7 separate regions of the Mus musculus genome follow, and all the other regions are linked to region 7. The links are chromatin contacts, found by Hi-C in ENCODE. All regions are on one chromosome and are shown on one strand. The core of a region is the stretch at or near the end of the contact, and the rest is flanking DNA. Distances in the headings are between cores, read along the strand shown.

The links. A loop is a pair of places that touch in the nucleus more often than their neighbours do.
Region 1: a map of T-helper 2 cell shows a loop between it and region 7 (126-fold over the local background). The contact joins the promoter of Aox3 here to the promoter of Trpm8 in region 7. A Hi-C loop is called at or near these places in 5 of 37 maps with a recorded cell type or tissue (T-helper 1 cell, T-helper 17 cell, T-helper 2 cell and 1 more).
Region 2: a map of T-helper 1 cell shows a loop between it and region 7 (20-fold over the local background). The contact joins the enhancer-like site here to the promoter of Trpm8 in region 7. A Hi-C loop is called at or near these places in 5 of 37 maps with a recorded cell type or tissue (T-helper 1 cell, T-helper 17 cell, T-helper 2 cell and 1 more).
Region 3: a map of T-helper 2 cell shows a loop between it and region 7 (7-fold over the local background). The contact joins the enhancer-like site here to the promoter of Trpm8 in region 7. A Hi-C loop is called at or near these places in 2 of 37 maps with a recorded cell type or tissue (T-helper 17 cell and T-helper 2 cell).
Region 4: a map of T-helper 17 cell shows a loop between it and region 7 (32-fold over the local background). The contact joins the promoter of 1700039I01Rik here to the promoter of Trpm8 in region 7. A Hi-C loop is called at or near these places in 3 of 37 maps with a recorded cell type or tissue (T-helper 17 cell and regulatory T cell).
Region 5: a map of T-helper 2 cell shows a loop between it and region 7 (13-fold over the local background). The contact joins the enhancer-like site here to the promoter of Trpm8 in region 7. A Hi-C loop is called at or near these places in 3 of 37 maps with a recorded cell type or tissue (T-helper 17 cell, T-helper 2 cell and regulatory T cell).
Region 6: a map of regulatory T cell shows a loop between it and region 7 (5-fold over the local background). The contact joins the enhancer-like site here to the promoter of Trpm8 in region 7. A Hi-C loop is called at or near these places in 5 of 37 maps with a recorded cell type or tissue (T-helper 1 cell, T-helper 17 cell, T-helper 2 cell and 1 more).

Annotation. Positions count from the first base shown.
Region 1 is chr1:58,111,271-58,115,288 of GRCm38, reverse strand. It overlaps Aox3 (aldehyde oxidase 3), which reads right to left and starts at 2,153. Exons shown (of 35, transcript NM_023617.2): 1 at 1,977-2,153; 2 at 361-418. The coding sequence starts at 2,030.
Region 2 is chr1:64,072,298-64,076,042 of GRCm38, reverse strand. The region is part of intron 2 of Klf7 (Kruppel-like factor 7 (ubiquitous)); the gene reads left to right. Among named protein-coding and RNA genes, the nearest start is that of Gm13748, 5.2 kb to the left of the region's middle. Within about 2 kb of position 1,798, at least 1 of the 3 ENCODE cell types and tissues checked has a DNase peak (open chromatin) inside an H3K27ac peak, as active enhancers do.
Region 3 is chr1:119,555,223-119,559,468 of GRCm38, reverse strand. The region is part of intron 20 of Epb41l5 (erythrocyte membrane protein band 4.1 like 5); the gene reads left to right. Among named protein-coding and RNA genes, the nearest start is that of 3830432H09Rik, 21 kb to the right of the region's middle. Within about 2 kb of position 1,635, at least 1 of the 3 ENCODE cell types and tissues checked has a DNase peak (open chromatin) inside an H3K27ac peak, as active enhancers do.
Region 4 is chr1:63,251,494-63,255,244 of GRCm38, reverse strand. It overlaps 1700039I01Rik (a long non-coding RNA gene), which reads left to right and starts at 2,049. Exons shown (of 3, transcript XR_373460.3): 1 at 2,049-2,759. It also overlaps a transcript of Zdbf2 not described here.
Region 5 is chr1:54,466,597-54,470,573 of GRCm38, reverse strand. No RefSeq gene overlaps it. Among named protein-coding and RNA genes, the nearest start is that of Gm34066, 12 kb to the right of the region's middle. Within about 2 kb of position 1,725, at least 1 of the 3 ENCODE cell types and tissues checked has a DNase peak (open chromatin) inside an H3K27ac peak, as active enhancers do.
Region 6 is chr1:3,298,453-3,302,485 of GRCm38, reverse strand. The region is part of intron 2 of Xkr4 (X-linked Kx blood group related 4); the gene reads left to right. Among named protein-coding and RNA genes, the nearest start is that of Gm26206, 200 kb to the right of the region's middle. Within about 2 kb of position 2,749, at least 1 of the 3 ENCODE cell types and tissues checked has a DNase peak (open chromatin) inside an H3K27ac peak, as active enhancers do.
Region 7 is chr1:88,304,870-88,308,927 of GRCm38, reverse strand. It overlaps Trpm8 (transient receptor potential cation channel, subfamily M, member 8), which reads right to left and starts at 2,193. Exons shown (of 27, transcript NM_134252.4): 1 at 2,137-2,193; 2 at 1,026-1,118.

The DNA.
Region 1 (4,018 bases), core at 904-3,403, about 30 Mb after region 7:
CAGATGTGCACTGCCATGCCAGGCCTTGTGTGATTTCTGGGAACCCAGACTCTGGTTCTCACACTTGCGCATGTTCTTTTACACCTCTTCCTGCTCCTGAACTTCAGATTCTGGTCAGTGTCCCCAGGTGACTCTTCATATCCCCGGGCGATCCTTGAACTTGCTTAAATTTGTCAGTACTCTCAAGTCCAGTCCCATTTACAAGGCAAGTGACCTCATGCCACACTGCTCCTATGCACAAGTAAAACACTCTTGATTCTCGGTAAAATGCGGTGGAAACAGCTCTGTGAATGCGAGCGAAGCTCCTTAGTTCCCAGAGCTGCAAAGCTGGTTTGTTTTCTCAAACAAGCAAAAGGATACTGACTTTTCTCAAGTAGAACAATAAATTAACCTCAGGGTCTGCATTCCTCTCGGTGACCTGGAGAGAGGAAGTGACCGTATAAGTTGAGGAAGTTGCCGTGTTGGTTTCTGAATAGCAAGAAGGATTTAGAACATATTTGTTGACCTTGATTGCCTGACTTGATTAAACACCCATCCCTCTTTGCAATTATGAAATTATATAATGCTATATTGTACTTGGCTATACTTTGACAGGGAAATGTCTGGCTTTGTTTTAGAGGAGCAACAGAGATTTAACAAACCTTTGAATTCTAGCACAATATGGGTTCAAGAGACTAATAAAAAGTTGAAGAGCCATATACTTAAACAATTCGTGCATCCCTACCTTATAGTAGAAGACAGAGAATTAAACTAAGAGTTTTAATTCTTATCACTACCACCAAAATATTTTTGTTTTGTTTTGTTTTGTTTTTTGGTCTGTGTTCTCCATCCAGTTTTGAAAAGTTAAATAAACAGGAGCTCTGACAGCAGCAGACAAACAGCATTCCTTCAGCAGCCCTAGGAAAACACTCAGGAAAGCCCCACCTCTCCCTTTAGCATTAGTGTCTTAGACGAATGGTCACCTCCCCCAGGAAGGGATCACAGAGCAAAGAAAGGAACCCAGAGATGAAAGCCAAGTTCTCCCCAGTATTTGTTAGCCAAGAGATCTTGGCCACGTTGCACAATCACCCTGAGCCTTCACAGCACAGCATACAAAACACACACCTCACGCACACCCCACACAATACCACAAGCTCAGCTTAAACTCTGACTGCCCTTTTCCCTGTGCCAACAGTGCTGAGAACAGGCTGTGGACCTTCACATCATACACAATCGTCAAGAACGTCCAGCATATATGCAGACAGTACCGCAGTCATTTTAGGTCTTGTCTAGGTCTCAAGAGCTCAAGACAAAGAAGAAAAGGCTTCATTTCTTAAGTGAGACAAGACCCTTCATTTGTTTATTTGCTTGCTTACTTATTTACTTATGAGACAAGAGTCTCATTGCATAGCCCTTGATGTCCTGAAGCTCACTCTGAGACTAAGTTGGCCTCAACCCCCCTCCAATTCTGGCATTACAGGCATGAATCCAATCTTAAAGGAGTAAGGTGTTAACATGTAAATTAACAGTTCACCTGGCCTTCCAGTAGGTTTTTCTCTTCCATTCTTCCTGACCCAAGGGTTTAAAAGCATTTGTAAATAACCTAAAGACCTTGGACTCTGGATCTGTGCATACATGTGAAAGCAGAAGTTGGGTGGCACAGAAGTTTGAGTCAGAGCTGGAAGAGGTATTGAGGAAGAGTTAGAAGATTCTCTTGCAAGGAAGCCAGTGCCCAGTGCTTAGGTGCATTCAAATGAGACAAGGCTTGGTTTGGAGACACATAGCTGCACACTTTCTCCCTACTAGTCCCAAAACATTATAGATTCTCTCTCTCTTCCCCCCCTCCCTTGTTCCCCAAGAAGCATAGCAGATCGCTAGATCATTTGAGCAACAACTCCCCGACCCCACACAGCCCTTCATTTTGGCAATGCTAATGACAGATCGCTTCTACCAGAGTTTCTTATGTACATTTATTAATTACAGTGTAGAGAACTTACCTTTTTTCCATTCACAAAGAAAATAAGCTCATCTGACTCCTTAGAAGGAGACATTACTTGAGGATAGTCGTCCACACTCTGTGCAACTGTACCTAATGTGTCTAAGTCCACCTCTCAGATGAACTGCTGTGCTCTGCAGGAGACCGAATTGCCCTACAGGATTTAAATCTGCTCTGTGGCTTTGCCTGAGGACTCCTCCCACCCAGCCCTGCCCATCATCGCTCCCAACCTTCCTCCTGCTTCCAATTCCCTCTTTCCTTAAAACCTGGCCCAGCACCAGCTCCGGACTCACTTCTCCACGCCCCAGGCGCTAGCCACTAGAGGGCGTTTTCCAACAAGAAGGCGCTGTTATCGGTGACGTGGAAGGGATGCCGATGGGCTGCTCTTCACTGCTCTCAGATCTATGTCTTCACACTAAGTGTATTTGCTTGCTATTTTTGCCGTTAAACTATACAAAGAATGCTCTAAGAAATGATACAAGTATGAGAAGCAACAAAGTAGAATTTCTCTGTGCCAACATTTAGCAACCAGATTCACGCATGCTGTTGCAGGGTTAGATGGCATTTATGAACACACATAAATGCCCACATGGATTTTTGTTACTTTCTCAACAATATTTTTGTTAATTTCTAAAAGGTGAAATTAAACCATTCACATGATTTCAAAATTGTTTTCCTTTTTCTTTCTCCCAAGTTACTTTGGCTGTCTGTACCTCAGTGGATTTACCTAGGAGTTGGAAAAAACAAAACAAAACAAAACAACAACAACAACAACAAAAACATCTTCCTCAGGGGAAGATTGATGTGGGGATTAAAGGAGCCCATGCAGGGAAAGAGCTTAAAGCAGCAGCTGCACAGTAGAGGCACTGGGAATGTTACTACCAAACATGCCTGACAGTCATTTACATTGTGAATTGTTCTCAGATTTCCAGTTATAAATATTCTACAGGGCAGGAGAGGGCTCAGTAGATAAGAGCACTGGCTACTTTGTTGGGCAACACAGACTTTCTGTAACTCCAGCTCCAGGGGTATGAACATTTCTGCTCTCTCTGGGCATTGAGTGCCCAGGTGAGCACACAGACACAGACACAGAGACAGAGACAGAGACAGAGACAGAGACAGAGACAGAGACAGACACAGACACAGACACAGACACAGACACAGACACAGACACAGACACAGACACAGACACAGACACAGACACAGACACAGACACACACAGACACACACACACACACACAGAGAGAGAGAGAGAGAGAGAGTGTGTTAAAAATATGATGCAGTGGAAATTGAGCTCTATTTTTGCATATTTAGAGCCAACCTGTCCACCTACCCAGCTCCCTCATTCCTCTCTCTCCTTACTTTTATTTTAAGCAGGTTTTGTTTGTTTGCTTGTTTGCTTCTGGATTTTATTCTGCTAACTTTTATTTTAAAATTAGAATACAGAGTAAGAGGTTTCCTTACAGCATTTCATGCATATTTTGTTTTGGTTGAGCCCCACCCCTCGTTTGCATAACAGTTCGAAATCTCTCTCTCTCTCTCTCTCTCCCTCTCTCTCTCTCTCTCTCTCTCTCTCTCTCTCTCTCTCACACACACACACACACACACACACACACACACACACACACACACGCACACACACACACACACACACATGCAGTTAGGTGAGAGGAGAGTATGTGAGTCATGAAGCCAGAAAAGGAACAACAGGAGAAACAGGGGGGTGGGTGGATCCTAGAGTAAGTTAGGTGAAATCAGAAAGGGGATTGGTGGTGGGGTAGGGAAGAAGGGTATTGAGCAAGGGTTCCTGCTGAGCAAACTCTCTGACTGGAATTCTTGGCTTAGAAGTGAGTATCTTGCTGGAGGCAACTCTTTCCTGAGTCACGTGCGCCATACAAGTCCTGTATGGCAGGGTGTGCTTCTCATCTCCGTTGTTACCCCACCCTCCCTTTCTCCAGTATCTGAGGATGGTTCACAGTTAGCTGGCATTTCTCTTATCTTATCTACTTGCTATATATTTAGGGCATATTTCTATTTCTTTTT
Region 2 (3,745 bases), core at 549-3,048, about 24 Mb after region 7:
GGTTCTGGGTATGTGTGCACACACACATGGATGCCAGAAGTCAATATTCAGTGCCTCCCTCAATCTCTTTCCCATCTTAGTTTGTGAGAAATGCTCTTATACTGAACATGAAGCTCACTGATTGGCTAGGCTCTCTGGCACAGTGAGTGTTTAGGATCCTCCTGGCTCCACTTCTCCAGCTTTAGGATTATAGACATACTCTGCCATAGTTGGCATTTATGTATTTATTTATTCATCTATCCATCCATTCATTTACCTATTCATTATTTACTTATTTACCTACTTCCTTCCTTATTTATTTATCTACTTACTTATTGAACATAGACTCTTTTCTCATACAGTACATCCTAAATTTCCATTCCTTCCAACTCTCCTTCCACCTCTTCCTCCCCTAAATCTGCCCCCCCCCCACCATTTCCTTTCAGAAAGGAGCAGGCCTCTTGGAGACAACAACTAAACACAACAAGACAAGGTACAATAAGACAAGGAAAAACCCTCCATATGGAGACTGTACAAGGCAAACCAATAGGAGGAAAAGAATTCCAAGAGCAGGCAAAAGAATCAGAGATACCCCGACTCCCACTGTTAGGAGTCCCATAGAAGCACCAAGCTAACAGCCATAATTTATATGCAGAGGGCCTGATGCAGACCCATGCAGTCTCTGTAAGTCCATATGAGCCCTCTTTAGTTGATTCAGTGGGCCATGTTCCTACTGAATCATGGAAAGTAAGACTTTGGGGTCTTCCATCCCCTCTGACCTTTGTAATTTTTCCTCCCCCCATTTCTCTGAGTTCCCCGAGCTTTGAGAGAATGGAGCCCATGGAGACCTCTGATTTAGATTCTCTCCTCATAATTATTAGCTGTGTGTCTCTGCATCCTCTCCAGCCTGCTGCTGGAGGAAGGTCTCTCATGAGGACAAGGCACCATCTGAGGATGGCCGACTACCATTCAGAATCACCTCATCCATTCTTTTATGTACTTGCTGAAGATCAGAACGCAGATCCTCATGTTTCCATGGTAAACACTGACCTAGCAGCCATCTCAGCTGGCCCTCTGCAAGCTTATTTGAGATCCCCATTTGACACCACAAGTAGACAGTTCCACACCTGACTGTTTACACAAAGAACAGTCAAAATGCAGGCAAATCAAAAAATATTATAAAATATTGCTTTCAGGCTATGTATGTAAGGTGTTCATGAGACAAAAGTAATTTGTGTTTGAACTGAGTCTTATGCTTCATCATGGTTACTGCAAGACCAGAAAATACAATGTCTCTGACGTTACTGCACCCAAGCATTTAGAAGAAGTACGTTCGTAGTCAAGTGAGTTTTCTTATCTTACTCCAGTGGCTGATGTGTCTCTGGGGAAGGATGATGCTTGTGGATGCCAGGGTGCAGAGTTAAACTGACCTTGCAGGCTCTAGCCTATGGAAATTGGCAGAGATGTAGAACAAGGCTCTCCTGAGATAGCAAGAGAAGCAGTCACTATCCATCCTACAAGAGTCTTCTACATCTCCACTGTCCTGGAAGACAAGCATGGTAAAAGAAGAGGAGCCAGTGCTGTAAGAAAGAGAAATGCATGAGAAGTGGGGCAGGAGTAGAGATGGAGGATGGGAGAGGGAATATGAATTAATTTGGATTAAATGGATGGGAATCAAGTATTTATTTGGAATTGGTGTGAATGGGGCACATGGGGAACTGAAAACAAAGGCGCTAATTTATGTGCTGTGGATGAACTAAGTAATGAAAAAAGCATGAAGGGTAAAATCAGATTAAGTGCCTACATATAAAGGGAATGGGCTGCAGAAAGCTTAAGGGCATGGGTAGACGGCAGTGGGATCTGGGGTGGGAGAGTCTGCTTGCTGATAGAAGGAGTGTAGAGGGGAGAGCGCCAGCCAAACATCGAAATGAAGTTTAAAAATGGCCTGTGAATGGATCCAGGCGAACTATTCAAGGATAAGATTCACTCCAAGTCAGTGGAAATATATCTTATTTTTATGGTGTTTGGGGATAGAAAAAGACCTTAAGGAAAATATCCCAGAGAAAGGAGAGATACTGGCCTCTTGTTCTCTAGAGTTCATATTTATATAAATATGTGTGTGAATGTGTGTATATATGTATATATACACATATATACATACATATATACATATAGTTATATAATTATATGGTAATATGTTGCAGAGGAGACATAATTGCCAAATGAAATGAAATAAAATAAAACCTGTGAGCCTCTGTCTTCTCCACATAAAGACAATACATTGTTGGTGATGTGGATTTGCTCACATTCAGGAATTTTTTTAAAATGTTATTCATTTAGTCTTTATATAGATGAGATTTAGTGGGCTGGAAAAACACTCACTCTTCTTTTTTTCTTCTTCTTCTTTGGCTGTTTTTGAAAATGCTGAATTCTGCAAAGTTTTTGGCCCAAAGCATATCAAGCAATGAGATGTGTGGGGTTTTTTGTTTTATTTTGGGGGGGGTTGTTTTTTGTAACAGATGATGTTCAAGTTGGTAAATTGGGCCTAAATGCTGTTTTCTAAAGGAGGAGAAGTTAGAGATGGGATCCAGGGTTGAGGGGCAAGAAGTTGAGACAGGGAATGGGGTGACAGGGACATTTAGAAGGATCTTGGAAGAGGGAGGTATGTGTGCATGATGGCGCCTAGTTAATTCAGCTTTTCAGCAGTCATGACATTGTACGCCTTTGACACTCCCTTTTCTGATATATGTGATAGTCTTTCTCAGTTATTGACTCTTTGTGGTCATAGTTTTCCCTATCCCGTCTACAACTAGCTGAATTACCCTTACATTTGAATACCAGGGACCTTTACTCCCAGTGTTTAAGAAAATCACCCCAGAATGTTCATTTTCATCATCACACAATCTGTAAGATGTGAGTAGTCTTATGCACAGAGACAAAGTGGTTTTTCCCATTTCTCCCTGGTCACTTCTCAGAAGAAACAACTTTGGCGGACGAGTTCTGTGTGCATGAGACGGCATTTCTTGTTTGGAGATTCACAGAAAGGCATGTCCGAGTTCAGAGTGTTCAGAGTGGACTTGTGTAGACAAAGTCAACACAGAGATCAGCAAATAAATCTTGGTTTCTGGGTCACTCATTGGCAGATATGAAGGGGCCCCGCTCTCTTGGGTGCTCCTTGGAGAATTCTTTCTGTGGGATGGGAGTGCTGGAATGGAGGGGAGGTATTTGATATACAGAAGGAGATAGGTTTTGCATTGAGGGGTGTAACAGGATGCTTTGCAGCTAAGGGAGCACAAGAGTGAAGTTGGCTTTAACACTTCAGTCTGCTTTGGGGCAGTTTTAATTGAAGTCAAGAGGTGATAGATATTTCAAACAAAGGGACAAGTGTGGATGTTTGGGAGATAAACAGAAGTAATTTTAATATACATATAATATACATAAATTACACATAGTGAAAGTTCTTTAAAACTTGAACATAATTTGTTTGTTTACTTGTTCAACAGACACCTTAAAAGTACCATTGTGCGCCAGGCCTTGTTCACACGCACCTTTTATAAATGCGATCCTGATCCTTTCAGTTCCCATGTTAAATGAGTATTGTCTTGATTTACATAGGAAGAAATGAAATCTTCAGAGAGGTCAGATCATTTTCTCAGCATCACACAGCTCACAGATGATTGCGCAAGGAATCGAATCAAGAAACAGTGCTCAGGTCTCAGTTTTTAACTTTCGTGCTCTAATGACAAGGGGAAGTAAGATTTTCTTC
Region 3 (4,246 bases), core at 386-2,885, about 31 Mb before region 7:
AGCCATTTCCTCTATCTTGCTATCAAGGTGTTGCTGTCTCTTTCCATATCTTTACTCTGCTAGTGAGGCTTAACTCTAACTTTGTTTGACAGCGTACATTTTTTATTTCCAGGTGTTTTTTTTTCAGCGTGGGTTTCTTTAGTGATTCTACTTCTATTTTCATGTTTTAAACTGTTTTCTTTATTTCATTCCTCTGTTTCCTCTTGTTTTCATTAGTGGATTTATTAGTATCCTCTTTAAGGTCCTTGAGCATAGTCACCTGGCTGCTTTGACGTTCTTGTCTTGTGTCTCAGCTGTGTTGCATGTCTCAGGGCTACAGTAGGTCTTGGTAGAGGAATGTTGTCCTGGCTGTGCGTGTTTGTTCTGCAGTGAGGTCTAGACATCTGTAATTATGATTGAAGTGCTTCTAAGCATTGGCCTCTGGTTGTCTTTGGATGGGGATCCATTCTTTGATTGCTGTTTTAGGAGGTATAACCTCTCACGATCCTAGGTAGAGAGTTCTGCCAGTCAGTGGTTGGCAAAGAGGAATAGAGATGAGCTTGGAGAAATAGCTGAGAGGAGCTGTGGGAAGAGATAGGGTGATCCGGTCCTCACCAAAAGGCAGGTTACCCAGGGAGTAGAAGTGTGAGGGGAGGAAGGGCTCCCTAAAGTTGGCCGCAGGAAGACAAAGAATCTCTGGAGAGACAGGTGGAAGGGCTAGGAAGACCTTGGGGCTGCTTCAAGAGTCCGAGTGTTCAGTAGATGGAGTTGGAATGAGAAAGGAGGCACCTGTAAGCCGGCTGCCTCAGAGCTGAGGTAAGAGTAGCAAGATCATGGAGGAAGGAAGGATGGATAATGAAAATCACCTACCTGAGCCCCAGCCTTGTATGGCCACTGTGGGTCCTTGGTAGAAAGTCTTTCTAGATACTGGTGGCTAACACAAAGGAGTGGAGATGACTAGCAGGGAAGGCTGCGAGAGGATTGGGAAGGAGTTGAGCTGGGTCTGCATCAAGAGGCAGATAGATACCCAGGAATGTTTTGTCACTGCCCTGTAACCCAGGCTCCCGTGACCTGCTCCTATCTGTCAGTTGCTGGGGTTACAGGTAGAGGTTTTCTGATGAAAAAACTGACCTGTCCTTATGAGGATCCATTGGGTGGGAGGGATCATTTCTCAAGAGTCTCTGTGTGGCCTGGCTTTCAGTACTGAATAGTTAACACAGATGGCATAGATCTCTCTTGAGGTTACCTCACAGAGTTCTTGAGCTCATGTGTGTCTCTTTCCTAGCCATTTTCAGCTGGTGTTTATTCAGGCAGGCCTTCTGGCCCTTCTCCGAGACTCAACTCACTCTGCTTTCCTTGTTTGGCTTCTGCATTCGATGTTGCATAAACTCTGTTGCTCTGTGTAAGCACATTGATTTTTCTGCCTTGTAAATCTGCTGTTGAAAAGATGTAGAAAATTTTTAACTAAAAAGCCATACTTTTTTTCTGGCTCTAAGTTTCCATTTGGTTCATTTTTGTCTGTTGTCACACTGTTCTGGTCTCATGCAGTTCTTGTTTTCTGAGAGAATTTGACCCAGTTGAGCCCTTCGGCCACTGAAGTTCTCTGTGCTTTCGGAGCTTCTGCTACAGTCTTTCTTCTTGTGAGTGAGTCACAGTTTGTCACATTTAATTTGAAAAGTGGACATTTTGGACTTGATGATGTAATTCTCAAAGCTGAGTCTTAGGCTTTCTTGGTTCTGCCTGCTGTGTGGTTATATAATAGTTGGTAACTGTTCAAAGTAACACTTTGAGATGTCTTTGTTATCTGTGGTCTCTGATGCCTGCTGCCCTAGTTTAGAATTCAGCTAGTGATTTGACAGAGTTCATGTGACTAGAGCCAAGACATAAAAGAAAATGAAAAAAACCAGAGGAAAGTAGGGCTAAGTAGGGTTCTTAGCTTCCTAAGAACAATGTATTCTTTACAGAGGACCTGGGTTCATTCCCAGCACCCACAAGGCAGCTCATAACCGTCTATAACTGTACTCTCTTCTGACCTGTGTGGCACCATGGATGCATATGATGTGTGAACATATATGCAGGCATAATACTAATACACGTAAAAGTAAAAATAATGAATTCTTTAGGGTCCTGGGAAGTGACTCAGTGAGTAGAGGCACTGGCTGCCAAGCATGGCACCCTGAGCCTAATCCCTGGACGCACTTGGTAGGAAGAGAGAGCAGACTCCCACAGTTTGTCCTCCTAGCCTCCACACATGTGTGCAAGCACGCGTGTGCACACACACACACACACACACACACTAATGTAATAAAATGTTCTCATGGTCTTTACAGTTGTCTGTGTTGAGACATTGTGCAGCATTTAGAAGGCTTCCAGGGCTGGGGCTGTAGGGGTGCTGTCTCCCCTGTACCCTGAGCTCCAGTCTGCTTTCAGCAGGGGACCCAGAGTCCTACCTTGGCACATTCAGCATTTTCCAAATTGCTCCATTTTGTGGCGACTTCAGGGTTTTCCCCCCAAATTTCTTCCTCTGTGGCTTTCTTTGCCTCTCAGCAGAAGCCTAAGAGAAGCCTCAGTATCCTATGCTATCACTGCCTCCCTTGAGACAGGGTCTGTCGCTGAGTCTGGTGTTATCCTGGCAGCCAACAAGCCCAAGTGATCCTTGTGTCTCTGTCACCTATAGGGCTGGGACTACACGTCCTGTATGACCACACCCAGCATTGTTATATGGGTTTCAGGGATTTGAACTCAGGTCTTTGTCTGTGTACGGTAACACTCTTAAGCATGGGACTATTTCAATCCCAGATCCTTTATTCAGGTTCCTGTGTGGACTGTTTTTACTACTTTTATTATGTACATAAATTTTTACCATAAATTTTTATTGGTTTGCATGGTTTTTAAACTTTGTAAGATGAAATATTTTTGCTGTTTAGGTTTTTACATTTCTGAAATTTAAAATGTTACCTTTTGTTTTTTCATGTTACCTGCTGTTTAGAAGTCCGCCGCAGTTGTTCATTCTTCCTTTGCAGTGACCTTCCTCCCACAGCAGTGTGGAAAGATGCTGAGGTAGGGGCTGGCCTGCACATGGGCTGCTCCCCATGTGGTCAGCACTGTAAGCTGCACACGAGGCCACTTCTAGAGCATAGTCCATCACTTTAAAAGTCAGTATTTTATCGATTCCGTTTCTGAGTGATTTCCTTGACCAGAGGTGAAGTGACTTTTTTCTGTAGTATTCATTAGTTGGGACTTTTTTCTAGGGTTTTGTTGTTGTTGGTGGTGGTTTGGTTTGGTTTGGTTTGGTTTTTTTGTTTGTTTTTTAATGTTTTGAGACAGGATTTCACTGTGTAACCATGACTGTTATGGAACTCAAGTCTATAGACCAGGCTGGCCTCGAACTCCCAGGGATAAACTTGCCTCTGCCTCCTAAGTACTGGGATTAAAAATGTGACCACTGCTGCCTGGCTTAGTTGGGACATTTTCATCATTACTGTGTCCAAAGTTTTCAGTGACAGTAAAGATGAGATTTCCAGCCCGTTCTGATGACTTAGATGGTCAGCTGTGGGCCTCCCTCTCCTTTCCTGGCACTGAAACCACAGATAGACCATTGTTGTTCTCATCAGGAGATAAAGACCTGGTCGTATGCCAGGCCTGCAGGTCACAGGAAGGTCAGCATCCTCTTGTCTACCTGTTGCAATATCTGCAGAATCCTGGGTGTTACTTCTTCTGCACTTGCTCTCCACCCTGTGCTCTCACTGTGGCGCCTCCTGTTTCCTCACTCTTCTCCTTTGTGTTTCGTGATCCACTGAGCTTTCTCGGTCATATAGTTTATCACAGACTAGAGGGAAGAAGAAGCTAACAAAGCCAGGCTTTGTGGCACCCACATCTTTCTTCCCAGCACTTGGGAGGCAGTGGTGAATGGATCTCTGTAAGTTCAAGGCCACCTGGTCTACATAGTTCCAGGACAGCCAGAGCAAATAGTGAGATCCTGTCACAAAAAAAGAGAAAAGAGATCCTCCTCACTTCCCATCTTCTGTATAATCCCTCTGGGTTTGAAGCTCTAACCATACTTTTCTAAAGTAGATCACTCTTGAATTTCCTGAAGGCTTTAAACTCTACTGGCAACCCTTAGTTTTTAGGTCCTATGTTTCCTGGCCCCCTTAAAGACAAGTCTTTTCTATCATCTTAGTGTGACTGTAGGAAGGAAGCTATTGGACTCAGTATCTAAAGAGTCTGTGTTGGATATCAAAACTGAGTGTTCCTCCCCAGCTGCCCT
Region 4 (3,751 bases), core at 800-3,299, about 25 Mb after region 7:
TTTGAGGGAAAAAAATAGTGGCTCCTGGATAGCCAGGGCTATACAGAGAAACCTTGTCTGGAAAAAACAAACACAACAACGACAGACAGGCGTGCTAAGATGGGGTGGTAAGCCTAGCTTATTATTCACAAAGCCCACTATTATTGATCCCCAGTGCTACACCTACAAAGGGGAGGAGGAGAGATTATCTTGTAGTTGGGGGCTTTCAAGAAAAAAAGCCTCTGGTTGGGACACCAGGTCTGTATCCATCCTTTGTTCCTGCCTGACTAAAGAAAAATAAGGAAGATTGAGGTTTCTGGTGGATAAAAGTCTAAAACAAAACAAAACAAAACAAAATGTTGGTCAGGCAAAACCAAATGTGCAAGAATACATATTTATAGAACAAAAGCGTACAAATCATAATTCTGCAAGTGAAGTGTGCTGAACGTTTTACATTGTATCCTTCCTGTGTGATTTGATGAACTATTTCCTGAGGAAAACAGCTCGTGCTCCTGGGGCTCCCTCACAGCTTTGGTCCTGAGTGTCCAGCTTTCCTAACAAGTTTGTGTTAGCATCTATGTACTGAAAACCTGAGCATGTGGCTTATGTGATGGTAACACTGAGTTGTGAACTCAAGGCTTACTGATATTTGAAGATCTTAATTGTGCCTCCAACTTTTAGCCTAGAAAGACACTGGAATCTGTTCATAAAACAATATGGGGAACTAGAAAGATGGTGCAGCAGTTAAGAGCACTGACTGCTCTTCCAGAGGTCCTGAGTTCAAATCCCAGCAACCACATGGTGGTTCACAACCATCTGTAAAGGGATCTGATGCCCTCTTCTAGTGTGTCTAAAGACAGTGACAGCCTACTTATATACATAACAAACAATTCTTTTTAAAAAATATTACGGGGCTGGTGAGATGGCTCAGTGGGTAAGAGCACCCGACTGCTCTTCCGAAGGTCCAGAGTTCAAATCCCAGCAACCACATGGTGGCTCACAACCATCCGTAACAAGATCTGACTCCGTCTTCTGGTGTGTCTGAAGACAGCTACAGTGTACTTACATATAATAATAAATAAAAATCTTTAAAAAAAAAATAAAAAATAAAAAAATAAAAAATATTACGACTGACTGGACAGATGGTGTTAAAAGCACTAACTGCTTTTGGAGAGGACCCATAGTTCCCAGCACCCAAATGATTGTTCACAACCATCCTTTTTGTTTTGTTTTGGGGTATTTTGTGTTTTTGTTTGTTTGTTTTTGTTTTTATTTTTCTAAGACAACACAGAGTTTCTCAATGTAGCCCAGGTTGCCCTGGAACTTGCTCTGTAGACCACGCTAGCCTCAGACTCTAAGGTCTGCCTGCTTCTGCCTCTGGAGTGCTGGGATTAAAAGTATGTGCCCACTTCGGCCAGCTAGACTTCCAAACTCTAATTCCAGGGATCTGACACCATTTTCTAATATCTGTGAGCCTCAGGCATGGACATGGTGCACATTATACACACACACACACACACATACAGGAAAAGCATTCACACAATAATTTGTAAAATAAAATAAAAATTTAAAAAGGAATAACGACTATATAGCTGTTTAATTTTCTGTGAAGGGCTGGAAAGATGGTAGTGTAGGTAAGAGCACTTGGTAGAAGCCTAACAACCTAAGTTTGCTCCCCAGAACTCACGGAAAGGTGGAAAAAAGTGCCCCCCCACACACACAGAGAGAGAGGGGGGGGGATTTAAATAAGCCTTCACTGAAGTATGTAAAGAACTGTGGGCAGACTGAGGCTCCAGCAAGGTTTCAAACGGCTGTAGCCAGAGCATCCAAGACAAGAGGATGGAAGGTTTTCAAGAAAACCGTGAACTGAAGACCAAGCTGCAGCAAAATAAAAACAAAACAAAAAACTACGCTCCAAGCCCTACACACAGGGTGTGTTGTGTGTACAAATTAAAATGTGTACAAATCCTTAACACAACCAAAGGAAATTAGACTGCGCAAAAAATAGGAGCAGCAAGTCGTGCAGGATAGTGGAGAGATGAGACCGAAACACACCGACAGTAAGCAAGGCAGCCACTACAGACATCTGTGTGGCAGGTCCTGCAAACAAAGAACCTCACAAAAGGACAGACACAGCTGCTGGCAGGACAAGACGCCCGCCCGGGGAAGCACTAAAGGAGCGGAGGGCCACTCATAGATGAGAAAGGTTTCCAAGGACTGGGGGATGGGAAGGGAGCTCCAGGTCACGGAGGTTCAGATTTACAAGAAAAGATAGTTCTCAGCATCTACCACACAGTGTGACTGTGCCCCACGCTATGAACTATCCTTGAAAGAAGCAAGCCTGTTAACTTCGACATTACTGGTGTGCACTACCGTGCTTTAAAATCTTGGCAGAAAATAAGGCCAGACGGCAGCCCTGCTTATTACCTCGTTTTGCCCTTTTAATCCACAGGACGTACAATGAAGATTCTAGAGTGTTCCTGCAAGCACCTGCTCTTCTCAAACCCTGGGTCGCTCTGTGTGATCTTGTGGGACTTGAGCCACCTGCATTCTTACAATCAAATCTTGAAGACGATCTTTCTCCTTCTCAGTCACTTTCATATTTTACCATAGCTCAGCTGAGTCTGGGGGACATGATTAGATTGGCTCGGTAATGGAGTGGTTTGGACCCCACTAAGTGATGATCGATCTGCCTGCTGCTCTGGTGCTGTGCCGTGGACATCAGCTCTAACCAAGAAGACACCGCTAGTGGGAGCACGCTTCCTGCTGATGGCCGCTATGTGAGTATCCTCTCTCTTTTTTGTCGGAATTGCGGCGTACATCAAACTTGGGAAACCGGGGAGCTGAGTTCTTCTTGAGCTGAGTAAGAGTCGTGACAAAGATATAAAAACTGTCACTGGTACAACAAAACTGTAGTGCACGGTACCCCAAAAGAGTCCAAGATGAGAACCCTAAGGGATAGGACATTTGGAGAGTTCCAAGACAAGTTGACTGGGATGTTTAGAGTCCCCCAAACACATATCATTCCCCAAAGAGTTCCAACTAAAAGCTGGAGGTCTATGGGAGCCCAAAGTGTTTGAGGGGAGAGGTCTATCACATATACTCTCACCAAGAGTCCAGGCTTCATTGAGACTGGCAATCAACACAGCAGTGTACCTAGCCCAAGAACACCACCCCCCCCCAAAAAAAAAAACACAGTTACTAGGGTAAAAGATTGACTGCTAACCCTAGATCTCTAATCACACCAAATCCTAACCTCATCTGGGGACGGGGCATAGGAGCTGTGGTCCCCTTCCACATGGCTCATCCTGTGTCTCACCTGCAGTTGTCTATTCCCAAATTTCATCCTTTATCTCTATCTACCATACTAAACTACTAATTCAATAAGTAAATCGGTTTCTCCAATTTTCTGAATGGATACAACAATCTGGTGAATGAAACGAAGGCAAAATCACCTCTGAGATCTCTTGACGATGTAACTCTGCACAGAGGCTTACAGCAGTAATTGTGTGTCCCAGTTCTCTCCCCTCAGAACTCTTGGAAGCACCACATCTGGCAGCGCCAGCTTAACACCCACTATGTTGCTGGCAAGAATACTCTGGTACAATTAGTTTGTGAGCTGCAATGCATACACTGCACCAGGGACCTCGCTGTAGGGATCGAGCTTAATGTGACTTCAGGCATCTTGGTCTTCGTCTCTTGTTTTATGCAAGCCCTGGCACACATCCCTAGTTCTATAGGTCAGAGTTGTGAAGACAGCTCATCATGGTGC
Region 5 (3,977 bases), core at 476-2,975, about 34 Mb after region 7:
TAGCCTAAAACTCAATTCAACAACTGGCAGATTTTTCAGATAAGGGCAAAATTCATCCACATTTTTAGCCATAATAATCACAAGAATGATCTCTAATATTCTTCCCCTCTGAAACCCCGTGAGCTGGGTATCCACCACTGTCTTCCATGTTCACACTAGGATGGTTTATTAAGCCCACTTAAAGCATTCTACTGCTTTTCTAGTCCAGAGTCCCAGAGCCTTCCATATTTTTCCAACAAGCAGCATGGCCAGGGATGTCACAGCAATACTTTATTCCTGGTACCTATTTGCCTTAGTGACTGTTCTATTGCTATGAAGAGACACCATATCTAAGACAACTCTAATTAAAGCAAGCATTTATTTGGTACAGTTTCAGGGGATTAGTCAATGATCATGGTAGAAAATAGACAGGCATGATGCTGCCTTGGTAGTCAAGAGCTTTACATCATGATCCACAGGCAGAGAGAGACTGGGCCTAGTGTGGGCTTCTGAAACCTCAAAGGCCACTCCTAAAAAAAACCACACCTACTCCAACAAGGTCAGCCTTCCTAACTTTTCCCAAGCAGTTTCACAAACTGGAGACCAAACATTCAAACATGAGTCTGTGGGGGCCATTCTCACTTATACCACCACACCCCTCCTTTGTAGGAGGCTTCCTTTTAAAGCTCTTTCCCAACCTTTGTTGTATGCTTGTCTTCTTCTTGATAACCATTTTGACCAGGGCGAGACAGAATCACAACGTAGTTTTGATTTGCCTTTTCCTGCTGGCCAAGGATATTGAACAATTTTAAAAGTATTTATTGGCCATTCATATTTATTTTTTTAATAGGAGGTTTTAAAAATTTTATTTATTTTATGTGAATACACTGTTGCTGTCTTCAGACACACCAGAAGAGGACATCAGATCCCGTTACAGATGGTTGTGAGCCACCATGTGGTTGCTGAGAATTGAACTCTAGAGAAGGAGTCAGCGCTCTTAACCTCTGAGCCATCTCTCCAGTCCCATATTTCTTCTTTTTAGAACTCTGTTCAAGTCATTGGCCCATTTATTGATGCTCTGTTTTGAATGTTTGGTGGTTACTTTTTTTTTTTCAGTTCTTTGTGTGTACTAGATAGTAGCACCCTGTCTCAAGAATAACTGCCAAAGATTTCCTCCCATTCTATGCACGGTCTGTTTACTCTGCCAATAGTTGCTATGCCAGGGAGAAACTTTATAGTTTCATGTAGTCCCATTTGCCAGATCTATGCTATTGGATTTCTGCTCAGAAAGGTTTTACCAGTAACTATCTTGAAATGGTTTCTCTGTGTGAGATAGTTTCTGGCAGTTTTGGTGTTTCAGGTCTTAAATTACGGTCTTTGATCCATTTTGAATTTTATGTGGGATGAAAGATAGGGATCTAGTTATTGTAAAGATAAAAATTAGGTTTCTAGATCAGAAACTCTTACTAACAAACAACATGGATGTCAGTTTCCTCTGCAGGCTTCTCTGCTGAGAGCGCTGTAAGGAGACCCAAGATAAACCTTGAATATGCAAAGAGAAATTTGTTTGTTCTTTGTTCTACACTATGAAAGGAGCCAACTGTCAATGGATCTGGCAGTTTGTATAAATGATCCTCCTGCCTCCACCCCCTCAAGAACTGGTGTTCCCATGTTACAGTCATTTGGAATGTAATGTCTGGGATTCATTTTCCAATGTAAACATGGTTCTGGAGAGGTATATTAAAAGAGCTGTGTGACACTCTTTCTAGGCATTGGTTTCTTCTGCTCAAGAAGCCAAGCCATATGGACACTTGATCACATTCCAGAGTTCTTTATATAAGGTAGGGATGCTGCCTCTCTGCATCCTGCATGCTGTTAGTGATGTCTAAGAACCAAATGATTGGCATCTTCACTGAGAAGGCCAACACTGTCAGGACCTCAGTTGCCATCTGCTAGTTCAGGGAGGCAGAAAGGAAACAAGTGAGCTGCCTTTGGGGCGCTCTTGTGATGCTCAAATTGAGAAGTCTCTGTGAAGCCAGTCAGGGTTAGGTTTGACTTGGAACCTGTCCTGGTTCTATGACATGGAAAGATTGCAAACAGGGTTAGCATCTCTGTTGGTGTAGCCAGAAAATGCCCCTATTATCTAGGCTCCCCAAGGCCTTACATACAAGAATGGGATTGGAGTCTCTTCATCTTGCTGCTGCTCTACTTTACAGCTTTAAGTTAACTTGTAAAAAGCAGTCAACTCAGTGGGATGTGGTGACACACACCTGAAATCCCAGAGGTGGAGAGGAAACATCAAGAGTTTAAGGTCCCTGGGCTACCCAAAAAAAAAAAAAAAAAAAAAACAAGCAAACACGCAGAGGAAGAAGGAAAAAAGGAGAAAGGAGACTGTTATGTAGTAAGGTCTTTTGGTACCAAAGACTACTCACTGATAGCCTTAATCTGTGCTTCAATTTTGAGGAAAGAGAAGTAAATCGTAAGAAAACCAAAAGATGAGGGCTATTTTAATAAACCCTCCTAGGCTACTGTGAGATCTATACAGATTTGTTTCTCCTGTACCTTTCTCTTGAATAGTCTTTTGAGTTCCCTTTGTACCAGGATTCATGCCAGAATCATTTGGCTTCTTATTTTACTTTTAAGAGGAAAGAAAGCTAAAGGGGTGTAAAGGGGTGGCTTACAAGAAAGGAAATAGGCACAGAGAAATTAAGCAATTTGCTTATAGTGGGGTCCAAACTAGGTTACCTGTGATTATCCAAGGAAGTGTCCTCAGCTGCAGGCTTGCGGCAGTAATAGTATTAGTTGATTTCACATTCTCTGCTGAAATCCTTTCTGACCATACTCATTATCCCTTTTGCCTTGGGAGGGGAGGGGGAGAAAAGTGTTTCCAATGTTCTACCAAAAGATTTCCATTTGTCCTTTCTATAACTTTTTAGAGATAACATCTAGCTCTGTTGCTTTAGTACTATGTTCCTGGGAGATGATTCACCAGGCCAGGCAGGCTTGCCTACTGAATAGAGCTGAGTCAGTGTAGCTCATTTAGCCTCTGAGTTGTCCTCATCTATAGGCTAGAAATAGCCACTCACAGTCCCAGTGTGGTGACTTAACTTACCTTGCTACATGTGTCTGATACACTAGAGGCTCTAAATGGAGCTTTTTTTCTTCCAGCCCTCTGCTCTTCTGCTCCATAATGACTTCAGAAACAGCGCTGCATGACAGCCCAATTTTAAACCTGGACAAATTTAGTTCTAGTACTTTCTACCACATCACGTAGCTTCTGTAAATACATTGCCCCTAACAAAGAGCCTCACCCCTTCATATGAAATACTTTGCGTTCTCATTCTTTTTTTTTTTTTTCTCTTTTTTTTTATTAGGTATTTTCCTCGTTTACATTTCCAATGCTATCCCAAAAGTCCCCCCTACCCACCTCCCCAATCCCCTACCCACCCACTCCCCCTTTTTGGCCCTGGCGTTCCCCTGTAAGGGGCATATAAAGTTTGCAAGTCCAAAGGGCCTCTCTTTCCAGTGATGGCTGACTAGGCCATCTTTTGATACATATGCAGCTAGAGACAAGAGCTCCGGGGTACTGGTTAGTTCATATTGTTGTTCCACCTATAGGGTTGCAGTTCCCTTTAGCTCCTTGAGTACTTTCTCTAGCTCCTCCATTGATGAATTTATGAAATTCCTAAGCAAATGGATGGACCTGGAGGGCATCATCCTGAGTGAGGTAACCCAATCACAAAGGAACTCGCACAATATGTACTCACTGATAAGTGGATACTAGCCCAGAAACTTAGGATACCCAAGATATAAGATACAATTTGCTAAACTCATGAAACTCAAGAAGAACGAAGACCAAAGTGTGGACACTTTGCCCCTTCTTAGAAATGGGAACAAAACACCCATGGAAGGAGTTACAGAGACAAAATTTGGAGCTGTGACGAAAGGATGGACCATCTAGAGACTGCCATATCCAGGGATCCACCCCATAATCAGCT
Region 6 (4,033 bases), core at 1,500-3,999, about 85 Mb after region 7:
GTGCTCTCCTGTATTTCTTTAAGTGAGTTATGAAAGTCCTTCTTGATGTCCTCTACCATCATCATGAGAAGTGTTTTTAAATCTTGGTCTAGATTTTCGGTTGTGTTGGGGTGCCCAAGACTAGGTGGGATGGGAGTGTTGCGTTCTAATGATGGTGAGTGGTCTTGATTTCTGTTAGTCGGATTCTTACGTTTGCCTTTCGCCATCTGGTAATCTCTGAAGCTAGCTGTTATAGTTGTCTCTGGTTAGAGCTTGTACCTCAGGTGACTCTGTTAGCCTCTATAAGCAGACGTGGGAGGCTAGCTCTCTCCTTAGTTTCAGTGGTCAGAGTATTCTTTGTAGGCAAGCTCTCTTCTTGCACAGAAGGTGCCCAGATATCTGGTGTTCAAACCTGCCTCCTGGCAGAAGTTGTGTTCCACTCACCAGAGGTCTTAAGTTCCCGTGGGAAATCCTGTGTGGGCCCTTTCGGGTGTCGGGAGACTCTGCTGGCAAGGCACCCCGGTGCTCGAGTGGAGCGGAAGGGACTTGTGCCCCAGGTCAGGACCGGGTCATCTGCTTCCCTATTTACCAAAGTCTCAGGTTCTGCGCAATTGGATTGGGGCAGACGCTGTGTTCCACTCACCAGAGGTCTTAGGATCCCGTGGGGAATCCTGTGTGGGCCCTTGCGGGTGTCGGGAGACTCCGCTGGCAAGGCACCCCGGTGCTCGACGATATTTTTAATTATATGAGCAATATAGCTTACACCCCAGCTAATGTCAAAGGATAGTCAAATTGCATGTCCTTTTTTTTTTTTTTAAGTACAAACTGACAAGTTGATATACCTTCATGAAAGAAAACTTTGTAAAGCTTCAGATGTGGCCAGTGAAAGTCTGTGGTTTTCTACACAGAGCCCTTCTCATCTGTCCTCCCAACTCAGGACTGACTTAGTTGTTTTCCCACCTGAAACTGGGCATGGAGTCAGTAGCACTAGCATCTCAATTGGGAAATGAACAAAAAATGCTGTTGCTTGTGACTGGTACTAGCAAATCCATTAGAAAGCAAAGGAAGACTTGCATCTTTCCTAGAGGTTTGGCGGCAGGTGCAGTTGACAAGCAGTGCAACCAACATGTATTAAACAGAGTGCATTAATCACTTTCCTGTTGCTGTGATAAAATACCTTGACCAAAGGAAACTTACAGGAGAAAGGGTTTACTTGGGAATACTATCCAGATGATAGTGCCCATTCATGGCATAAAAGATACTTCACAAAGGCAGGAACAGAAAGCTGGAGCATCACACTTTCATACACACAGAGGAAGCAGAGAGAACACAAGCCCTCACATTCTCTTCAGTGACATACTTTTTTTTAGCATGTTGTTACCTTCTAATGGGTTCGTGATCCTTACAGACAGTGCCACCAACAATGACTAGGTGTTTAAATATATGAGCCTATAGGGATTAATAGGGATTATTCCCATTCAAAAATCATCCAGGGCTGTACTAGAAGAGAGGCACTCCTGAAATAGCTGCCTGACAGTTTTGCACAGTCCTGACCTTCAGGAGATATACCTGCCAGCCTGTCAGGAAGCTAATGTCAAAGCCAGACCTGAGAGTGCTAGAACTCAGAAATGTCTTTTTTCACCCCTACAATTCCACTCAACTGTGGAAAGAAGCATTACTAGATGGAAGTGTTTGAGAAAATCTCCCCAAGTGTATCACTAAGCTATGCAGACCACCCAGTAGCTGTTAAAAAAAAAAAGCTAAGAAATATGGAGCAGCAGGGTGTGGTGCCTCCTTGTACTCGGGAAGCAGAGGCAGGCGGATTTCTGAGTTCGAGGCCAGCCTGGTCTACAAAGTGGGTTCCAGGACAGCCAGGGCTATACAGAGAAACCCTGTCAAAAAAAAAAAGAAAGAGAGAGAGAGAGAGAGAGAGAGAGAGAGAGAGAGAGAGAGAGAGAGAGAGAGAGAGAAAGAAAGAAAGAAAGAAAGAAAGAAAGAAAGAAAGAAGGAGCAATGTGTTGTAATATAGGCGGTTATTATTTCAGTGCTAAATAAGAATGAAATCCTATCATTTACAGTAACATGGAGAGATGTAGGGATGGAATATTAAGTGAAATAAGTCATATACAAATAGACAAGTAACTACTACATATGAAAGTTAAAAGAAAAAATTGACATAAATGCAGCACAGTAATTATTAGAGAGTAGTAATAATTGTATGCGTATGTAAGTAAAGGGAGATTGGATATGATTTGTGAATGCTACAGAACTACCACAGAGAAGGCTATTAAAATCACGTTAAAATTTAAAATGATGGCTTGAAATTGGGAGGCATATGGGGTATAGGAACACAGTGTTTTCAAATATGTTCTTCAAGTATCATTCTGAATCCCACTAACATATATAAGTACGGTTATTGAAAACTATGTGAAACAAAAACTGCAAGTACAATGGTAAGTGACTGAAGGGACTCAGATAATTTCCATGTACTCATGCTTTCTTCAAATAGGATTCTGCATAGGCTCTCATCCATTATTCCCAGAATATTTCATAGTGTTTTGAATTTTTACCTATCCATATCCTGACCCCATATTCAACTATTATGAATTGTTCTGCAGTAGAACTGAACACCAGAGATGCCATTGTTTTTTTATATACACTATGATGTGGGATAGCTCAGCCTATTGTAGGTGCTGCGTTTTCTGCACAGATGGCCCTGGATCATGAAAAGAACAAACTGAGCAAATCATAGAGAGCAGACGAATAAGTATCATTTCTCCTTGGTTTCAGCTTTGATTCCTAGGTTTCCACCCTCAGATCCTGTCTAGATTCCCAGCTGGTGGGCTATAACCTGTAAGTCAAATAAATCCTTTCCTCCCCACCGCCAAAATTAGAAATATGGAATAGTTTAAATGTATGAAAGTTACTTATATAACAACAGCATAATCAGAAAAATAAACCAGAATTCAGAATTGCCACAATATATTTTCCAAGGTTTCTTTTCTCAAGGAGAATTGCTTAAACATCCAAGGAATCAGGAACAGGTAACAAATACCCAGAGAAAAAAGGAGCTATAGCCATAGCAATGACTTGGAGTAGACCCAGATGATATATTTAACAAAGAACTGAAGAAAAATACCATTACTGTGACTTAACCAATAGGGAGTTTTGATAATAAAATTGAACCAAACACAAATATAAAGGAGTCAGATAATAATTGAAGAGTTAAAAGGTACAGTAAACAATATGATGACTTTGCTTATATTTGATAACACATTTGATATGATATCAAATGCAGTGAGCAGAGCGACACATCAATAGAGATTATATCTGCTGAAAATACATACACACATACACACACACAGATTCATTAAACAAAAATAACCTCAAAAACATGTGAGAAGATATGAAACATACCAAGATAAGTGAAATGGAAGTTTCAGGAAGAAAGTAGAAAGAGGTATGGGAGAGAGCATGTTTGTGAGTAAATAATACCCAGCCCAGGATCCACAACCCATCTCCAGTACACACACACACACACTCACACACACACACACACACACACACACACACACACACACACACACAGACACACACACCCCAGGATTTACCATGTTCACAAACTGTAAAACAGTGTTGTTCATGTGACTATTTATTTGTATATTTTATTCAATCCTATGACATTTGTCCAACGTGTTGTTTTGTTTTGTTTTGTTTTGCTTTGCTTTTCAGTCACTGATCAACTGATCCTAAAAGTTTATATGGAAAAGCATAAAGTTTAGAAGAGCCAAAAATTGAATAATAGACAGAAATTTGGTGAATGTACATAGTTCAAAACTTAACTATAAAGCTACAGAAACCAGAAGAATAAAATTATACCATAACAAGCACAGGTGAGGCAGCAGAGCTTCAGAGTCCAGAAATAAACTCTCACACAATTAATGTATTTTTGACAAAGGACAAGGCTAATCAGGGGAAAGGAGAACCATTCCAACAATTGCTAGGAATATGGAATATTCCTTAGAAAGAGTAACAACCCTAGACCTTTGGCTCA
Region 7 (4,058 bases), core at 944-3,443:
GGTTGAGGGTAATAAATATATGAGAGAAGAATATAAAAGAAAGAGAGAAAGAAAGAAAGAAAGGGAGGGAGGGGAAGAAGGAAGGAAGGAAGGAAGGAAGGAAGGAAGGAAGGAAGGAAGGAAGGAAGGAAGGGAGATGTTTTGTTTGTAGAGGCTGGCCATTGTGCCTTTTTTAAGTTGGGGGGAGGGGGAGGGGTAGCTTGCATATGGAAATCAGAGGACAATTTACACAAGTTGGTTCTCTCCTTCTAATATGTGGGTTCTGGGGATTAATCGCATCCTCAGGCTTGAATGAAGTCAACCTCACTCACTGAGCCACCTCACCAGCACCCCTGTGTCTTTATTACTAGTGCTAATAAATAATTTTTGCAATCTATAAGTCATCATTATCAATGGAATATTCTCACATTCTCTGCACCAGACACACGTGAGAATCAGTGATGTTATTGTCTTTGTACAATAGTAGTATTTGGCATGTCTTCAGGATTGGCTCTTAGCTTAACTTTCTCAGCAACTGAACTAGTCCTAAGATGCCATTTTCAAGAAAGATGGACAGTTGTGTCCCTTTACAGTAAACACAAATGAAAAAGATGCTGCCTTTTTCAAGCAGAAGGGGGCTCTGGTTTGTGCTCTGGAAATGCTCCAGAGAGCCTGGCACCAAACCCCATCCTGTTCCTGCTCCTCTTTTCCTTCTCATCAATTATTCATTGTAATGGGGAGGGTGACACTTGAGAAACTTCAAATACATGTGACACCACTCAGAGACATCCATCTCTCCATCCTTGTTCTGGCAATAGCATGGTAGAGGTGCACAGGGCTATAGGGGATCACCTGGACCCTCATCTGTAACTCACCATGGAGAAGAACTAAAACTTTTGCTGCTGTTGCTGTTGTTGTTGAAGACATTCTCCTGTTGTCCTAGTTGCAACAGGGTAGAAGTCTGACAGGTGGGTTAAAAACTAGCAAAATGGCAAATTTTCTGGAAGTTTAAGATTATTGTGCCCACATGGGCATAGGGCCCATACCTGTGATCCCAGCACTTGGGAGACAGAAGCAGAAGGATCTCTGTGTATCTGAGGTCAGTCTTTTCTATGTATCAAGCTCCGGGACAGCCAGGACTACATAGAGAAACTCTGTGTCAACAAGACAAACAACCACCACCACTGCCATCATCACCACCACCACCACCACCACCACAATAATAATAATAATAATAATAATAATAATAAATACTGGTCCCCCAGGACCCTGCTCTAAGGAGCAGTGGTAAGACATGGACAAGCATGGGCCAAAGACAGAGTTTAAAAGTGCTATTTGCCAAAAACCTGCTGCTTTCACAGATGCCAAAAGAAGAAGCAATTAGTATACAAAGAATGTAGTCCTAGGTGAGGACAGCTTCATCCCAAACTTTAGAGAATGATAACTACAAAGTCACAGTCTTGATGCAGCCCTCTCTTCACTCCCGGGATTCTGAGAAGGCGGAACGCTCATGTTAGTACGGCTACAGCACGTGCAAAGGGCACCAGATATTCTGTAGTCCCGACACCACGAATGTCCACACGAGCCTTAAAGTGAACTAGAAGTGAAACCTTTAATCATTCTCCCAGCCCCTCTGCTTTCTCATTGACTTCTAAATAACACGAGATGCCCGTTCCAATCAGTCGAGAGATCCAGGCAGCCACGGCAAGTAAAGACAAGACAAGCCCATTCTCCTTTTGCTAGCAAAGAAAATTTGCTGTCTGATTTCATCCCTTTTTGAGTTAATTCTATCTCACCAGAGTGTTGACTTAAGAAAACTTACTTGATTCAGGGTCTCGATAGATAGGGGAGTCATTAGAAAAGCTATTTTGAGGACTCCACTATCTATCAATCAGGAAAGGGAACATGCAATCATGTTTTAAAACCATTCCCCAGAAATTCTAGAAGAAAATCCTACATTTATAAACCAACTCAAACGGAGAAGAGGTAATCTGCGAAGCAGCATATTGCCCCACATCCCTTGAAAGGATCTAAGGGTTTCAAATCTTGGCAGAAAATGATGCTCAGATCAGAGGTACCAAATTCATCACATCAACTGCACAAGCCACAGCAAGGGCAGCACTTACAGAGGGGAGAAAGCAAAAGCTGAGAACATACCGTGGAGCTGCTCAATCAGCCAAGAGCTTCTCTCTCCTCAAAGAGCCTGCTTGTCTCTTAGCTCACTGGAGGAGGGAGGACTTTATAGTCACACACAGCCCAGCCCAGCCCCACCTCCTGCACTAAGCTTCTTTGAAGAGAAGGAATACAGAAAGAAAAAAAGAAAAAGTCACACCATGCAAGAGCAATTTTAGCAACTGAATAGAGAGCCATGCAGTGCCTAAGTATGCAGAAATGCTAAGATTGTAATTATTAAATTCCAGTAAGGTTAGCATCCCTGATTTCCACCCTTGCTCGCCAATAGATTAATTAATTCACACTAAAACCTAATCTCTACAGTTAGGGGCACATTTTAAAAACCACAAATGAGATGGGAAATGCTCATCATGAAAAATGGTGAAATTAATTAAAGAATTAAAATCCTTAATTACGATTAGAAAAACACTCTTAAATGGAAGTGATTTAACCAGCATTGCTCTTTTGCATATTTGTAGATTTCCCAACTCTATCTTTCGTTCACTGAGCTGCCTACACAGGGCTTAGGAGTGTGTCCCTGAAGCTGAGGTGGACCAGCTTTGCAAATTTACAGGTACTTCCACCTAAGTCCCCTTTACTGCCTTTGTGTCTAGGCCAGAAAAGAAGAGAAGATGTGAGAAGAGATGGTCAAATGGCCAGTGGATAGATTTCAGCTTTAAATCACACCACCAACATGATTTCTTTGTCCTAACTGGGGGTCTTCAAGTATTGGCTACTGTCTCCAGTTTATGATCACATGTGGAGTGTAAGCTATCAACATGTAGACAGAGGGGGGAGTAATTTCAAATTTGATAACATGGGCTGAAAAGATAGCTCAGTCAATCCATTGCTTGAAGAAAGCAGAAGGGCTTGCCTTGGATCCCCAGCAGCCACATAGAAGCCAGGTGTGTGTGTGTGTGTGTGTGTGTGTGTGTGTGTGTGTGTGTGTGTGTGTCTATCCCAGCATTAGGGAGGAAGAAACAGGAAAATCCTTGGACCTTACTGACAATCTAGCCAAATTGAATCAGTAAAGATCCAGGTTCACTGAGACTCTATCTCAAAAAATAAGGTGAGTAGGGCTAGAGAGATGGCTCAGCGGTTAACAGTGCTGGCTGCTCTTCCATAGAACGAGAAGTCAGTTCCCAAGACCCATATCAGGCAGCTCACAAGCACCTGTAACTCAAGCTCCCAGGGCTCTAACTCCATTTTCTGGCCTTAGCAGGCACCTAGGTGGACATGACACATATATGCATATATAATCATAAAATAAAGTACAGAGAAATTGAGAAGCATCAACCTCTGGCCTCCACATGCATACCTAAGCACACATAAAGATGATGGCATGAGAAATATAAGCACAACGGAGTTCAGATTAGGCAGAATGCAAATCAAGAAAGACTTCTGTAGAGACAGATGTCTGAGCAAGGTCTGGAAGCAGGGCTGGATTCGTGTAGCAATTCCCATAGATGGTGTTTTCAGTGTAAAAAGAAAACCCTTCAAGCAAACAGGGGCAAAAAAGATATCAGCCTGAGGTCTCTAGTGCAAACACCCTAGTCATAAGTCAGATAACAAATGTTGTAACAACGGCCAAGAGCAAGGCTGTGGGGACAGGAGGGTGCATGGAAAGGGGGACAAAGGCCTCTTCCTGTAAGCGAGGAAGCCTGTGAGAGAAGAAAAAAGTCAGGCAGGGAATCAGAGGACTCTCATGATCACCCTTAACAATGGATCTAGGACTGCAGCATCCCACACCCCATGATCTCCTTTCCTACCCCACACTCTTGCACCTGTACCTCTAAATGGAGCCAGAAAAATCCAGGCTTCTCTTCCCTTGATCTGCACGGGAGGCAACGAGAATCTTCAGAGGAAGCAAGGAATCCAAATACAAAACCTAATAGAAAAATCAAGCA